Regions from separate parts of the Homo sapiens genome. Here region 2 is linked to region 1. A link is an interaction called in ENCODE POLR2A ChIA-PET data of the cell type or tissue named here. Cell type or tissue: A673. All regions are shown on one strand.

Evidence for each region. ChIA-PET counts read pairs that join two places held together with the same protein. Peaks named below come from ENCODE experiments on the same cell type or tissue, not always from the same donor. Only the 100,000 strongest peaks of a DNase experiment are listed, where the experiment ranks them.
Region 2: POLR2A ChIA-PET joins it to region 1 with 8 read pairs; 2 of 35 experiments call an interaction of 5 or more read pairs at or near these places.

What each region holds. Positions count from the first base shown.
Region 1 is chr2:26,609,174-26,617,173 of GRCh38, forward strand. All of the region lies in intron 3 of CIB4 (calcium and integrin binding family member 4), which reads right to left. Among named protein-coding and RNA genes, the nearest start is that of CIB4, 28 kb to the right of the region's middle. In A673, no CTCF peak of the experiment used is centred here; a DNase peak (open chromatin) is centred at 3,438.
Region 2 is chr2:26,256,857-26,264,856 of GRCh38, forward strand. It overlaps HADHB (hydroxyacyl-CoA dehydrogenase trifunctional multienzyme complex subunit beta), which reads left to right. Exons shown (of 16, transcript NM_000183.3): 4 at 6,524-6,623. Among named protein-coding and RNA genes, the nearest start is that of HADHB, 16 kb to the left of the region's middle. In A673, no CTCF peak of the experiment used is centred here; no DNase peak of the experiment used is centred here.

The DNA of each region.
Region 1 (8,000 bases):
GGAAGGTGAGTCCTGTGAGTGGGGACGCCCCTCTGGTCTGAACAGGCCTGGGTGGAGGCAGGAGCTGGTGCCCAGTACAGAGAGAATGGGGCCCTTACAGGCACTCCAGGATAGAGGCTGAGGAGGGCAGGGGGAAGAGGAAGGGGAGAGGCAGCAGCGGATGCAAATGCTACAAGCCAGGGCCCTTACAGAGACCACCTCCCTCCTCTCCCCACCTCCCTCTCCCCAGCCTTCAGTGGTGCTGACCGAAATTCACACAGTGCTTGACATGAGTGGAATTTTTGCAGATGTCAGTGAAGAGGCCGAGAGTTTTGTCTGGGTGAATGTGAAGCGAAGCAGACATGCAGGAGACGGAGGCAGAGGGAACAGAAGGAAGATGTAGGAGCCCCTCTTCTTGTGAACCTCACTCCCACCCCAGACAAAAGAACAGAAAGATAGGGGAGGACCGCATACGCTCTTGGGCCAGAGAGGAGGAGGGAAGGGATTTCACAGCCATTTCAACTCCATTTTTCAGGGCGGGAAGGTCCCAGGCGCAACAGGGCTCCAGGTCTGGGCGCAAGGTTATTTTCTCAATTTTAATGCTGTTGTACTATGAGTAGCTTCAATGCTTGTGGCTCAGGCTGGGAACTTAAACACAGTTTATACGTTTTCCCACGGAAAACACAAACAAAGTTCCGAACAACCAATATGAAAACCCTTTAAAACACAATCTGTACCTGTACTTTACAGGCAGTTAGTTCAAAGCAAGAGACTGTAACTAACAGGATGAAGTCACCCACTCAAGGGCAGACCAGGCAGCGGAAGCTTAGAAAACTGCCTAGAACATTCGCTCCTCTGCTTCTCGTGGGAGCAGGCTGGGTTCCGCTTGGAGTGGCAGGGCCCCGCTGTGCCTCCACGACCCTCCTGGTTCCGGCCTACTGTTTACAAGCAGCCTTCCTGTTTGTAAGCCGCCAGAGGTTCTCAGATGGTGTCAGGGCTGCTTTGCAGCTGTTTGGGGACACCCAGCACAGGGCACGCTGGGAACCATGTTCCCTGTGAACTCTGCAGGCTGTAGATCTTTGCATCAAGATAACAGTTCCTCTTTTATCAAACACATCTAAGCAACAATTGATCTATTTTGTCCCTCACTTTGAATCCACTGATATAAACAGAAATGGACTCGCACTGCAGCCTCCTCTCACCAATAGCCGCCTCTCCCCCTGCCCACCCACTGCCCCACGCTCAGTGACTCTTTAAACAACGGAGTCTAAACCTAAGCAACTCAAAGGCCTTTTAATGTTTCAGTCCTTGACATTTTGGACTATTGGATTTTTGAAACCCCCAGCTTTCTGTTCTTCTCTCTCCTGTATCCTGGGGACTTTGCCCCAATAGTATCAGGCTGCCCTTGCCTGCTAAGGGCTCTGCCAGCCAGCCATGATTTACCTTGGCATTTATTAAGTACCCAGACCTCTGGGCACCACACCTTATCTATACCTTCCCTCGGGTCCAAGAAGGGCAGAAAGGAAGGCAGGAAACTGGTGCTTGTTAAATATTTACTGTATATCAGGTGCTGTGTCAGCCAAATTCACATCTATTTGTCCATTAATCCCTTACAAGAAACCAAGCAGTCAATAGCAGTAAGTCCATTGTATAGATTAAGAAAACTGAGGGGTGAGGAGGTTAAATTACTTAACCAAATAAGAGGAAAGGCAGGAATTTGATCCCAGGTCTGTGTGACCCTCAAACCTGAGCTCCTTCCCTGGAATGTTTTCCAGGAAAACGCTGCATTGCAATGGAAAAAATACACATGGGTGTCATACTCCCGGGCTAGCAAACAAGCCCAGGCTGAGAGTCCAGGAACAAGCTTGCTCCTGCAAGAGCAAGGGGAGAAGTGGAAAATGCCCCGTGAATCCCTGCATTTGCTGGGGTGGCCAGATGAACTGATGACCTGTCACAGGAGTGATGAGAACTTCTGCATCTCTCCCTCCAGGATGGCACCCTCTGGGCAGCAGTGCAGGTGGAGGAGACTTGGGGCTAGGATCCACTGCACACTCAGCAGGAGATGCAACCTAGCCTTCGGGCTGCAGGGCCAGCACTGCTGTGGCGCCTGTCAGCACAGTCCATCTGGGAAGTTCTCACATAATACTGTCCGTGGGAGGATGGAGAGAATGGATTGTATGATAACACAGGGTAGAGCTGCCTATTGAAAAACCACATGCGAAGAGACCTTTATGGAGTCATGTCAACTTAGAGGGAGGTCTCTAGTGATGTGTCACAGGGCTCCATCTTTTATCACTGATTTGGGTTAAGGATATTCCAAAGCCCAGGTTTCTTATTTTGTGCAGTTTCCCCTATGAGGCATAAAGGTTTTTCCATGTTGCTACATACTCAGTATAATTATCATTTTAATGATTGCGTAGTTCAAATTCTTGGAGTGGACAGTTCTATCCATCTAAAACCTCCAAGGAGAACCTGGATGTCTAAACTAAAAAAAATTCAAAAAATGAGAAAAATAATAGATGAGGGTGTTTATTACAAAATTATTTATAGTAACAAATAAATAAATAAACCCCTGGAAAGAATGTTAATGTCCAGCCATGAGGAGATGGTTTAGTAAATCAGAACTCAATGCAATTATGCGCCATCAAAATGATAATTACACAGACTATGTAGCAACAAGAAAAAGCATTTATGCCTAATGGAAAAGAGCACAGAATAAAATTGTATCTATGTATGTCTACGATATTATAAAATAAAGCTTGCCTAGGGGAAAAGACGGCAAAAGAAAATAGAAAATGAAAATTTATGTTAGGGTCGTTGGATGCTAAGGAATTGATTTCTTAAAATTTTATTTTATTGGTGTCATACTACGTTAACAATAAATAAAAAGCAAATTAAAAAAGAAAGTGCACTCCAGAGACAATTTGCTAAGCAAGCAAAACAACTTTCCTTCCCAGGGGGTTGGAGGCAGGAGCTTTTGCTTCTCTCTTCTGCTTCACTCTCTGCAGGGCAAGGGCTGAACCCAGGCAGAGCTGAACTCCTGGCTCCCAGACCCAGTGAGGGGCTGATGTGCACTCTTCTCCTGTAAGGCCTGGCAGGAGACAGGAATCCTATTCAGCTCAGAGCTCAATAAGAACGGAAGTTCAGTGGAAGATGGCCCCAGCTCATCGCACCATCTTTGAGTCTTAGAGCATCTATGTCTGTACCTTTCCATATTCTTTCCAAAATATGGAGCCAAAGATGGGTAACTAGGATGCAGTGGACATTTTTGTGGATTATTCTACAGGGTTCTAAGAGCCTTGTTGGCCCCAGTGCTGCTTCTACTTTCTGGGCGTGAAAGCCTGAAAAAGCACAGTGGTTCCCTGGCCTCCCTCCCCTCCCAGGGTCCCTGGTGGCTCGGAGGCCTCTCTAAGGAGGAAGGGACTCAAGAAGTGGGACCACTGCCAACTGCCTGGCCCTGCTGGGAGCCTTCCCTTTTCTCGGTGATTCTTCCTCTTCCAGGAGGCCATTTGCCCAGAGACAGAGAGCAGGAGCAGCTGGCCAAGCGAGGCACTGCATATGCACAGAAGGAAGCTGTCCTCAATCCACAAGAGCCCTGCCAGCTGCTCCCCGTGACGACTTTCCTGAAGGTGGGGTGGCTTAAGCCCTGGGGCAGTTTACAGAGTATGGGACAAGGGGGAGGTTCTGCATCAACAGGGGCCAGGGCAGTAGGTGCTCCAATCATCTCCAGAGATAACTTATCTCCCATCTCTGGGTTTTCTGCCACCTGAGAAGTGACGTCTTGGTCACTGGCCTTTGCCTCCATTCCCCTAGATGCTGGGTGGGTCTGCTGGGAGCACTTCCCTCTGGCATTTGGCCTTGGGCAGAAAGAGAGAGAAGGAGGATCCTTTCCCCAAGGCCTAGGGGACTTTCAGCAGATGCAAGGGCATTCATCATCTCTCCTCCTCATCTCAGCTTCAGCTTTCTAGGAGAGTGGGTTTTTCCCACCGGAGCCTGATCCCCCAGCTTATGCCTGGAGGCCTCCAGCACCTGGAGCTTGCTTTCTCTCGACTGAGCCTCCTCTCTCTGTTAGGAAATTTCCTCCCTAGGACCAACAGAAGGGGCCCCAAGGTCACTTTTCCCATCCACCTTAGCAGTACCCTTGGGGCCAAATCTAATTCCTCCTCCACCCACCAGCAAGGATGTAAAGAACGTATGTCTTCCCAAGTCTTTCTGCAGGTGGAGCACCCCAGTTTCTTAGCCACCTTCCCTCTAAGCCCCTGGTGTGAGGCTGGAGCTTACACATAAAGACTCCCCAGGTGGTCCTGCCACTCAGAGGGCACAGCCATGCCCTCCCTCCACAGGCAGCTTCTGGGAATGCTGCCTGCAATCCCCCTCCCTTTCCTGGAGTATTTTAGCATTTCACCTCCATTCTGTCATCCAGTCTTCGTAAAAACCCTCTGAAGTAGGCAGGGCTGCTATCATTGGATTCATTTTTCAGATGGGGAAAGCTGAGGTTATACACAAACTGCAGTTCAACTCCAGGGCTTTTGGTGACAAGCCTGAAGAGCCCAGGAGACTTTAGGGTTTGCATCCTGGAGTTGTATCCGGTGCCTGGCACACAGAAGGGGCCTGGGCTCTTGTGAGGGGCTGGGGCCAGAGCTAAGAGGAGAAGGAATGTCCTCAACAGGTCTCTCTGTAGTCGGGCCTGTGCGGGGCCTGTCCTGCCTCTCTGCACCTGGGTGAATGTGTCCCCGCATCTCAGCTGTCCCAGCTGTGAAGAGCAGAGGCCGCTGACACCGGCAGGCAGGTGGCTGAATGCCTCCTCTGACACTAGCCATTCGGGCTGCTGGGAAGCCCTCCAAAGCTGCAGGGCGTCTCCTCCCTGTGGAGGCAGCAGCAGGCCCAGGGCCTGCAGAGGGTCAAAAACCCTGGGAACAGAGCCCCGGCCAGCTTGGCCAGCACCTCATTAGGAGGCCCGAAGAGGGGAGGGGGTACTTCAGGAACGATATTGTTTATTTTTCTATTTTTAAACAAGTCTGAGGTCTCTGGGGCACAAATGAAGTTATCAGAAAAGACATGAGTGGAATAAAGCCTCAAGCCAGCAGGCAGAGAGGGGCCCTTGGGACCAGGACTCTTGAAAAGCTGAAATGGAGTTTGTTTATCTTGTACTCTGGGAGTGCCGGACTGTGGCCGAGGGACTGGATGAGCATGTCCCCAGGCCCACCGGCCCCTTCCCCAGGCCCTCATCTGCCTGTCCCTTGGTGTCACTGGGGAATTCAGGCACGAGCAATACTTTTTAAATGATCCCATTAGCGTGTCATTTGCACTAGAGGGAGGAGGCTCCTCCTCTGGAAAGGAGCCTGGACTCACTTCTCACCTCAGACACATGAACAGTTTTCCCAGGAGGCAGAGTCTGGCAGAGTCGGTGCACCACAGGGCGCCCAGTTCCGGCTGGTCACTGGCTGGTCCTGCCACCTCAGGCAACCCCTCCATCTCCCGAGCCTCCATTTACTCATCTGCCAAGTGGGGCTGATTATTCCCGTCTTGACTCACATGCACCCCTCACAGGGAGAAGCACATGAGATGCTGTGTGTGCAGAGTGTCCTCAGAGAAGGGCTGAGCCACAGAATCCTTACATGACCCTGCAAAGGGGGCTCGCCATGCCCAAGTTCAAGGTAAGGAAGCTGAGGCTCCGGGAAGTGGAGCAACTTGCCCGGAAGCCTGAACTCCTTCCATTTGCTAAACTGCCTCTCCAATGCTGCACGTCAAGGATAATGCGCCCTGCTCTTGGGAGCTTTGAGAGAAGTCACGAATCATTGACAGAACCAATTAGAGGCCTGAGTGGGTTTGACTGGATGAGAAAATCTTCCCAGGAAGTGAGAAACGTGATGAGAAGCAAGGAGAGTTGGCCCTGCAGTTGCCAGTGCTGGTTTGAGTTCCAGCCCTGGCCGCATACCAGACTAGCTGGGTGACTGAGGGAGGTCACTCAGGTACCCAGTGCCTAATTTTCTCCTCCATGAACTGGAGACAGTAACAGTCTGAATGCTACTTCCCAGTAAGATGTGGCAGGTAAGGAGTCAGGGGAACAGTCAAATCCTGGACAAATGAAAGCAGAATGCCTCTCCATCCCCTGCCCCCAGACAGCATGAAACAGGAGTCGAACAAACTGCAGCCAGGTGAGCAGTGGGAAGTGTTACCCATCCGTTGTCCCCTGCAAGAGGTACCACATAGGCTGCAGGGTACAGAATCTCCCCTACCTCCCAGGATGCCCTGGGAGAGCGGCTGCCATCCCTACAGGCTCCCTTCACCCCTGGCGTGAGATTAGAGCCTCAGGTCATCCATGCCCCGCCCTTTGGTCCAGGTAGAAAGTTGAGGCCCAGGAAGAGGAAGGAACTGGCCCCAGGCTACACAGCCAGCAGATGGGAAAGCTAAAACTAGAGCCCTGAGCTCTTCTTCCCCAACTTCCCAGGCTTTCCTCGCTACCTTCCTCACCTGTGGGAGGTGCTATCACACCCATTTGGAAGATGAAGACACTGAGGCCCTGAGAAGGGTGGTGCCAAGCCCAAGACCGCCAGGTGGCAGCGGCAAGGCCGAGGCAGGGGGCCAGAGCCCGTCCCTCCACTGCTGCCTGCTCGACCCAGAACAGAGACTGCCTCCTACATCACTGAGCTTTTTCTGAAACAAACCACTTCTTAATTCTTTGGCTGAATGTCTAAATAAGGATTTTTGCCAATTCTGAGCCCTGCTAACTGATGAAGTTGTCAGAAAAAGATCTAATGATGCTTGAAAATGCAGGGTGTGAGCCAGCTGCCAAGTTACCCTCCCAGCTCCGACTGGCATCAGGCGTCGGGACCCTCCCACCAGCGCTGGGGGGCGGTGGGGGGTGAGCACTGGAGAGCAAGGCTGCCGATTTCCATCAGCCATGTGACTGTGGTGGCTGGGCTGCTTAACCCCTGTGGGCCTCTGCGGCCCAGCTGTAAATGAAGCGAACAACTCCCTCCTCAAACAGTTACCTTGAGGAGTAAGTGAGATGATGCATGTGTGACATCCCACACCGTGCTGGGCACAGCCCAGATCTCAGGACTTCCTGGGGGCCACATGGGGCAGCCAGCTGGCCTGAGGTCAGCCGAATGCAGCATGGTGGCCGTGCCTGCAGCCCTGGGTGAGCGAAGAGTGGAGGTCGCCAACTCCTAGGGTGCTCACAGAGCCAGCATGCATCTCCCCAATGTAATGAAAGGCTTGGTGACCTTGGGCCCTGCGAGGTGGAGCCTTGGGATGGGAGCCTGGGAGGCCAGGCTGGGCCCTTTGTTCTCTCTGTCCTTTCTCAGTGGAAGATTTGTCCCGCTGGGGCGTCTGGGCACTAAAGGTGGGGCCTGGCTTGGGGACTTGGGAATCAGACAATTCCCAGGCCTACCACAGGAGCCCGAGAAGCTGGGTGCTGGGAGCTGAAGGGGCCCTGCTGTCAGGAGCTGGACCTAAGCCCAGGCTACCCCAACACCCAAGACAGACACTCCACAGGGCGTCCCAGATGTGTATGAGAAAAGCTATTCCATCTCAGCCATCAACCACCCCGGCCACCAGCTCCTTCCCATCCTCCTTCCTCCTCCTACCACACACATGTACATAAATTAGACATGTGCACACGTGTGTATCCACACAGGCACACACACGTGTCACCTGCATGGTGACTTTGACTTTTATCTTCCCGAGAAGATGAAGAGATATGCAGAAGAGCAAACAGAAGTCTTGGGGGAAGGGCAGGGCCTCTTCATAACAGGGACAAAGGCTCAAACGATTGCCTCTAAAGGATTGGAAGGTGAGGGGAGCAGGGACAGCTCAGGCAAGCACTGCCTGTGAGGGGTCAGGAGTCTTAGAGCACACATGGTCACTCCCAGCCTCCCCCACTGCTCTACCCATTTTACAGGTGAGGAATCCGAGACCAGGGAAGTGGTTTGTCAAGAACTTACCCACAGCAAGAGCATGGAATGTGTGTGTGTGTGTGTGTGTGTGTGTGCACGTGAGCGTGGGTGGGCATGATT
Region 2 (8,000 bases), 350 kb before region 1:
TGCTTAGGAGCCAGTGTGCACATGAAGCAGAATGAGAGTCCTTAGGTGACTATTGAATACATAATTGGCCATTATTAGAAAGGGGTCATATGGTAGTTTTCTGCTGTGGCCTCAATCAGTCCTCTCGTAAATGTGCTAGTGGCTCTGTTTTCTCTAATGCTTTTTCTTATTTATTTATAAGTGTTGAAAGTAATGGGTTCATGTACCTGATTGCCTTGTTGATCTTGCGTCACTGGGAAGGCTAAGAGCTCCCCTTCTTTTTTTTTTTTTTTCTTTTTTTTTGAGACAGAGTCTCGTGCTGTCGCCCAGGCTGGAGTGCAGTGGCACAGTCTCGGCTCACTGCAAGCTCTGCCTCCCAGGTTCATGCCATTCTCCTGCCTCAGCCTCTTGAGTAGCTGGGACTACAGGTGCCCGCCAACACACCTGGCTAATTTTTTGTACTTTTAGTAGAGATGGGGTGTCACCGTGTTAGCCAGGATGGTCTCGATCTCCTGACCTCGTGATCTGCCCACCTCGGCCTCCCAAAGTGCTGGGATTACAGGCATGAGCCACCACACCCGGCCAAGAGCTCCCCTTCTAATGCTGCTTGCCTAAGACAGGGTCCCATAACTGTAGTATATCCATTGTCTTCTTCCCAGTTTATTGGGGGAGGGGGCTCAGGAAAAACCTCTGTCTCCTCTGTGGCACCTTTACCCAGTAACGGCGGGGCTGAGGGAGGAGGAGGTGGTAAGGTAGGTGATGGTTCCTCTTCGCTTCTCTTTTTAGGCTCTTCTGTGTAGAGCAGGGCCAAAGCAGCCCTAACTAAGGCCCACAACGTTAAAGATGTTACTGGGACCTGTTGCCCTTGTGCATGATGTCATTTAAGATTTCTTCCCACTTGTGGCTGGGCGTGATGGCTCACACCTGTAATCCCAGCACTTTGGGAGGCTGAGGCAGGCGGATCACGAGGTCAAGAGATGGAGACCATCCTGGCAAACACAGTGAAACCCTGTCTCTACTAAAAATACAAAAAATTAGCCGGGCGTGGTGGCGGGCGCCTGTAATCCCAGCTACTTGGGAGGCTGAGGCAGAAGCATGGTGTGAACCCTGGAGGCAGAGCTTGCAGTGAGCCGAGATCGTGCCACTGTACTCTAGCCTGGGGACAGAGCAAGACTCTGTCTCAAAAAAAAAAAGATTTCTTCCAACTTGTTCCCAGAACTCTAGGTCTAGTGTGCCTTCTTCTGGGAACCGTGGGTTATGGAAAACAACAGTTTGCATTAGGTCCCTTAACTGAGCCTCCGAAACGGAGGCTGTGCTAGCTTCAAGCAGCTGTTTCAATACTTTTATGTACTGTTGCTGTTGAGCTGATAACTCAAGTCCCATTGTTACGGGTGGGCCTTTGTTCTTAGAGCTCCCAAGATGGGGCAGGCGGCTCCCAAGATGGCGGCAAGCCTTTTTTTCTCTGACCTGAGGCTCTTGGCCTCATGGATTCCAAGGAATGGAACCTTGGGCCATGCAGTGAGTGTTATAGCTCTATTAGAAGCCATGGGTCATGGAAGAGAATCGTGGAACCCAGCGACTAGCGTTGAGCTCGATTAGGACGAACCTGGGCACTTGGCCGCACAGAAACAATGGCGAGCCTCTAGCCCAAACAGGAATGGCACTGGGTGCCTCGCTGGATCAGAAACGCAGCGGACACCCTGCCAGATCCGAGGGGTGGAAGTCAACAGCGGGTCTGCGACAGTGGCGAACAGCGGGTCTGTGACAGTGGCGAACAGCAGTGGTGGAAGGTGAGCAAAAGCTCAGCTCGAGCCAGAACAAACATGGACCAGAAGAGTGTGCAGTTGCAAGATTTAATAAAGTGAAAACAGAGCTGCTATACAAGGGTAGGGGATCCAAAGGGGGTTGCCCCTCCTTGCTCAAATGCCTGGGGTTTATATCCCAATCATTGTCGCTCCCCCTGTGCTCTCAGATGATAGATGATTTGAGTATTTCTTTACCTCCTGCTTTTAACCTAATTGATATTTTAGTGAGCCTTCTTTACCACCTGATTGGTCGAGTGTGAGCTGAGTTACAAGCCCCGTGTTTAAAGGTGGGTGCAGTCACCTTCCCCAGCTAGGCTTAGGAATTCTTAGTCGGCCTAGGAAATCCAGCTAGTCCTGCCTCTCACCATGATGAAACCCTCTCACCATGATGAAACCCTAGCTTGAACATCATGTCCCATGATGAAACCCTAGCTTGAAAATCCCCTCGAACTTGGAAATCCTGAGTGGGCACCAATTACTTACTGCACGGTCACTTCACTTTCATTTTCAAGGGTTCTGTCGTGATCCATTGCAGCATGTCTCACACGGGGCACCACCTGCCGGGTCTGTCCCACAGACCCTGGCTGACTGACAGATGAAATGAGTACTCAGACACAGGTATGCAGTGTAAGAGCAGCTAGGGGTCTGCCTGGCTCTAGTGGCCAAAGTGCAGCAGCCCTGAGAAGCTGGAGCTCCTTGCTTTTATTCAGTGTAGGCACAGTGATGAAAGCCTGGAGCAAACACAATCTGTGGGTAATTAACGTTTATTTCTCCCCTTCCAGGAACGTCTTGCATGGATGATCAAAGATCAGCTCCTGGTCAACATAAATAAGCTAGTTTAAGATACGTTCCCCTACACTCCCTTGTACCTACTCCTTGCCCTCTGCCTCAGGGTTATAGAACAGCTGCCTTCAGCTATTCTCCCCCAGGGCTCTGCAGAACCTTCTGACCTTTTAGAAGGCCTGCATCTTTCCCTATAGTTTCTCCCACCACTCCGACTGATCTCCTACATATAATAATGAATATTTTTTAAATGTGCCTTGTAGAGTTAGTTTAATTACTTTATAATATGCTAAATTATTTGGAATGGCCAGTGTGCCCTAGAGGTTGCCCAGAGGTTTAGAGGCAGGAATCATCAGTAACTGTAGTTATCAGGGAAGGCTTTACTAGGAGGTAGAATGTGAACGAGGCCCAAGAGACAGGTAAGAATTCGATGGGCAAAAAAGGGGCCAGGCAGATGGGAGGTCCATAAGTAAAGGCAAGGAGGCTGACCTGAGCAAAGCTGTAAAGGACTGGGGGCTGGCTCATCTTGTTCTATTTTGAGAAGTAGTGGAAAATACTTAAGGTGGAACCGAGTAAAACAAGCTATTTGTTAGAAGAGTTAAGAATTTGAATTTTATCTGAAAGTATATAAAAGGAATATATGGTCAGTTTTTTCTGGTTTTTTTTTTTTTTTTTTGAGGCAGAGTCTTGCTCTGTCACCCAGGCTGGAGTGCAGTGGCATGATCTCAGCTTACGGCAACCTCCACCTCCTGTGTTCAAGCCATTCTCCTGCCTCAGCCTCCCCAGTAGCTGGGATTATAGGAGCGTACCACCGTGCCCAGCTAATTTTTGTATTTTTAGTAGAGACGGGGTTTCACCATGTTGGCCAGGCTGGTCTTGAACTCCTGACCTCAAATGATCTGCCTGCCTCAGCCTCCCAAAGCGGTGAGATTACAGCGTGAGCCAGCACGCCTGGCTTGGTTAGTTTTTAAAATGTGGAATGACATGATGGTGTACCATTCGACCTGTCACCTGCAAGGTCAGTCATGAATAGTGTGCAAATCTTCAAATTTAGTGACCTGTTTTCTGTCTGCTCAAATAAGGATTTTCCTTGAGGACCGATGCATTTAACCATCTTGTTCTCCTTGACACTCTCCTGCCTTTGATCTTGTGTACTGTTCTCTCTTGATTCTCCTACTACCTCTCAAGTTACTGTTTGTCTCACATATTCCCTCAGCCTTCTCATTGTAGGGACATCACAAAGCTAAGGGTTTTTTGGTGTAGTAATGGACCCTCAAGTTAAGGATGAGAAGGTTTGTGTGTACTACAGCTGGAAAGGTGTTAGGAACCAAGCAAGCAGCTCTAGGGGCCAGCTACTTTGTCTCACACACCACATGGTATGTCCCTTTCCTGGTCTTTCTGCTTCTATCATTCTTCATTCTGGCTGGCTTATTTGCTCACTTATGGTTTACAAACTCTGGCTTACGAATGACATCAGTTTACCATCAACCTGTTCTTCCTCATGGCATCTTTTTAGCTTCAACTAATTGGCATTTCTTTCCATGCTTCTTTGCCTAGAGAGAGAATCTGACCAACACAGTTGATCACTTGTAGGTAGATGACACTGGTTTCTGGTTGGCTCCTATATGGATGGATCATTGGTGAGTCCAGTACCTACTCTGAATCTAATCAGCTTTTATATTGACTTAGGGATGTGTCTATGGCTTCCCCTTTGGCAGGGACTGTAAGCAGGGCAACTCCCTTTAGAGGGGCCTGTGGGATGTCCAAAACAACAACAACACAACAAATACCCCCCCCCCATCCAGACAAACAAAAAAAGTATCTTTTATTGTTAAAGAGGAAATAGGAAATTTAAAAATAAAAGAAATAGAGGGGGCTGTGGGAGAACAGGCATTGCAGAATACATCTCTGCTTTCCTTCTGTATTCTAAGCTTCAATATTTCATGACTTTCTAATCTACACTCATTTCTCTTCAGAGGTTTTGCTTTGCATCTTCTAGCTAACTGTGGAATTAACATATCCACCTGGTTGTCTCTCTGTCACCTCAAAGTTAGCGAGTTTAAAAATGAGGCCAGGCGCAGTGCCTTATGCCGGTAATCCCAACACTTTGGGAAGCCAAGGCTGGCGGATCACTTGAGGTCAGGAGTTCAAGACCAGCCTGGCAAACAAGGTAAAACCCCATCTTTACTAAAAATATAAAAACTAGCCAGGTGTGGTGTCGTGTGCCTGTAATCCCAACTGCTTGGGAGGCTGAGGCAGGAGAATTGCTTGAACCTGGGAAGTGGAGGTTGCAGTTAGCCGAGATCGTGCCACAGCACTCCAGCCTTGGCGACAGAGCAAGGCATCATCTCAAAAAAAAAAAATTAAGTCCCCTTTTTTTTCCAAAACCAGTTCTCACTTTGTTTCGGGTAGCTAGGTATTCTTAGTCTCTAAGATTCCTTTATAATCCTGTTTTCCTCTTTCCTTTCTTTCTATATCTGATTGGTTGCCAACATACCTTGTTTTCTTTTATAAACTTCCTCTTTACTCATGTTGATACTGCCTTTATCCTGGCCTTTTGTGCCACATGCTTGGGTTTGCCACAGTCTCTTTGCTTACCTCCTTGTTGCCTTTATCTCCTTCACCAGCAGCACTTCTCCATGAATGCTGCCAGCGTCATCTTTATGCCCTATTTTATCATGACTATTAACTCTCACTAATATTTCTTTAAAGTTGGTTGTAGATGTTTACTATAAATACTTCTCTGTGACATTAACAGGTGTGGTAAGGTCGTTGTTGACATTGTATTCCCAATAATTTAGGATTTTTTTCTATCTTTGATAAGGAATAATGATAGAGTAGGTAAATTCCAACATTAACAAAAACAAGAAAATAATGAACTAGATTTTGATATACTAACATGGAATGTTCTTCGAGCTATATTGTTAAGCCAATAAAATATACATAATATACAAGTATATGCATGTAAGTGCACTAAAAGAAACGATTTGAAAGTATATACACCAAATAAACAGACTTTACCTCTTAGAAGAAAATAGTGTGGTAGGCGAAGGCATAAAGAGGGAACTTTAGTTTTTACTCTCCATAGTTCAGTATTATTTACTTTTTAAAAAAAACCATAGGCACACATTTATATTTTATTCTTTAATTTAAGAAACCTAAAGGAAGTTTGCTTTTTTGAGATTAAAAAGTATTTAGGCATGTAGATTTTTGCAGAATAGCAAGTCACCAACCAAGTGCCCCTTATTTCCACGTAGAAAAGGTAAGAACATCAAGCTATGTGAAGAGTGAACAATATCAATCATTGCAACTTCTAATATTAAGGGTAGATTTGCGTGTAAATTTGGTTACTTCTAATGAAATAGGTTGTCAAACACTTAGTAAAAATGAACTATTTTGTTAATGGCATAAATTCCCTCATCATTGGATATAAGCTTTGTTTATCTTAAATATTATTTAGAAACTTACAAATGCTAGTCAATTTCTTAGCCTTTTTTTAAAAAAAAATTAAAGTGGTTTAGTAAATGGCAAATGCAAGTTGGCATTAATGATGTAATAATTCTTAGAATGACTATCTTAAAAAATGTAAAAGTAGGCCAGGCACGGTAGCTCACATCTGTAATCCCAGCAGTTTGGGAGGCTGAGGCGGGCAGATCACCTGAGGTCAGGAGTTTGAGACCAGTCTGGCCAACATGGTGAAACCCCATCTCTACAAAAATACAAAAATTAGCTGGGCATGATGGCAGGTGCCTGTAATCCCAGCTACTCAGGAGGTTGAGGCAGGAGAATTGCTTGAATCCGGGAGGCAGAGGTTGCAGTGAGCCGAGATCACGCCATTGCACTCCAGCCTGGGTGACAGAGCGAGACTCCATCTTAAAAAAAAAAAAAAAAAGTAAAAGTCATCAGACTTTATATATTTTAATTAGTAGTTTTTGTTTTTAAACTTTATCTTAAAGCTGTCCAGACCAAAACGAAGAAGACGTTAGCCAAACCCAATATAAGGAATGTTGTGGTGGTGGATGGTGTTCGCACTCCATTTTTGCTGTCTGGCACTTCGTAAGTATGACATGATCATATTATTTTTTTCCTTCTTTTAAGACACTTTCAAAAGTAGTCTTTGTAAATGTAACCCAGTAGGTAATAATATTGTTAGTGGACTAATATTTGGATAGCAGTCCCATGAAATTAATATAGAATAAGTCAAGACAGTGGTGAAATAATATGGCAACATTTGTTTTTTATCCTTCTCATGAATAAGTCTAGCGTAGTTTTACTTGAAACAGCTCTATTTTGAAAACCTAGAGGTCCAGATAGCTTGCTTCCAACAGAGCTGTCCTTTCCTTTTCTGGAGACAAGTACATTGTCCCTGTTTCTCCTCAGAAGTTTGAGTGCTGAAGATGTGGGCCATGGGCATTCTGAAGGGCCTATATAATCCACTGGTTTGGCCTCCTGGAAATTATTAAAATTGGAGTTGATAGGGCTGGTCCAAACCCCCAGCATAGCACAACCCCAAGTGTGTGGGACCAGAATGGTCCTAGACCAGCTCCAGAATTCCCTAGATCCAAATTGCTCTTCTCCTTGGCCTTTTGTGCTTCTTTTCTGTCCCCGAGTGAAGGTTAGTCTATCCAAAAGCTGATAATGGACTTTGATAACAAGGTTTAAACTGTTCATTCTATTCTGTTTAGATTGTTTTAATGTTTATATTTTGAATAGGTAGTTGCCAGCTTTAAAAAAATGCTGCGGAATGTTAGGCATCTGTTAAAAAGAATGAGACCTATCTTTATATACTAATATGGAAGACCTAAGATCTTGAAGATATGTTAAGTATAAAAAGCAAGGTTCAGGCTGGGTGCAGTGGCTCACACCTGTAATCCCAGCACTTTGGGAGGCCAAGGCAAGAGGATTACTTGAGCCCAGGAGTTCAAGACCAGCCTGGGTAACATAGCAAGACCTTGTCTCTGCAGAAAATAAAAAATATTAGCTGGGCATGGTGGTACATACCTGTAGTCCCAGCTACTCAGGAGGCTGAGGTGGGAGGATCACTTGAGCCTGGGAGGTCAAGGCTGCAGTGAGCCGTGATCATGCTACTACCTATACTCCAGCCTGGGTGACAGAGCAAGACTCCATCTCAAAAAAAAAAAAAAAAAAAAGCAAGGTGCACAGTATTGTGTATAGTGTGCAATGACTTATGAAAGATACACATGTGTGTGTGTATGTGTGTATACACACACAACAAAGGTTCATTTTTAAACAGATGGTTTGGGACCTACAAATATATTTTCTTACAGAAGTAATGCTATATGTTGGCCAGGCACGTGGCTCATGCCTGTAATCCCAGCACTTTGGAAGGCTAAGGTGGGTGGATCACTTGAGGCCAGGAGTTCATGGCAAAACCCTGTCTCTACTAAATACAAAAATTAGCTGGGTGTAGTG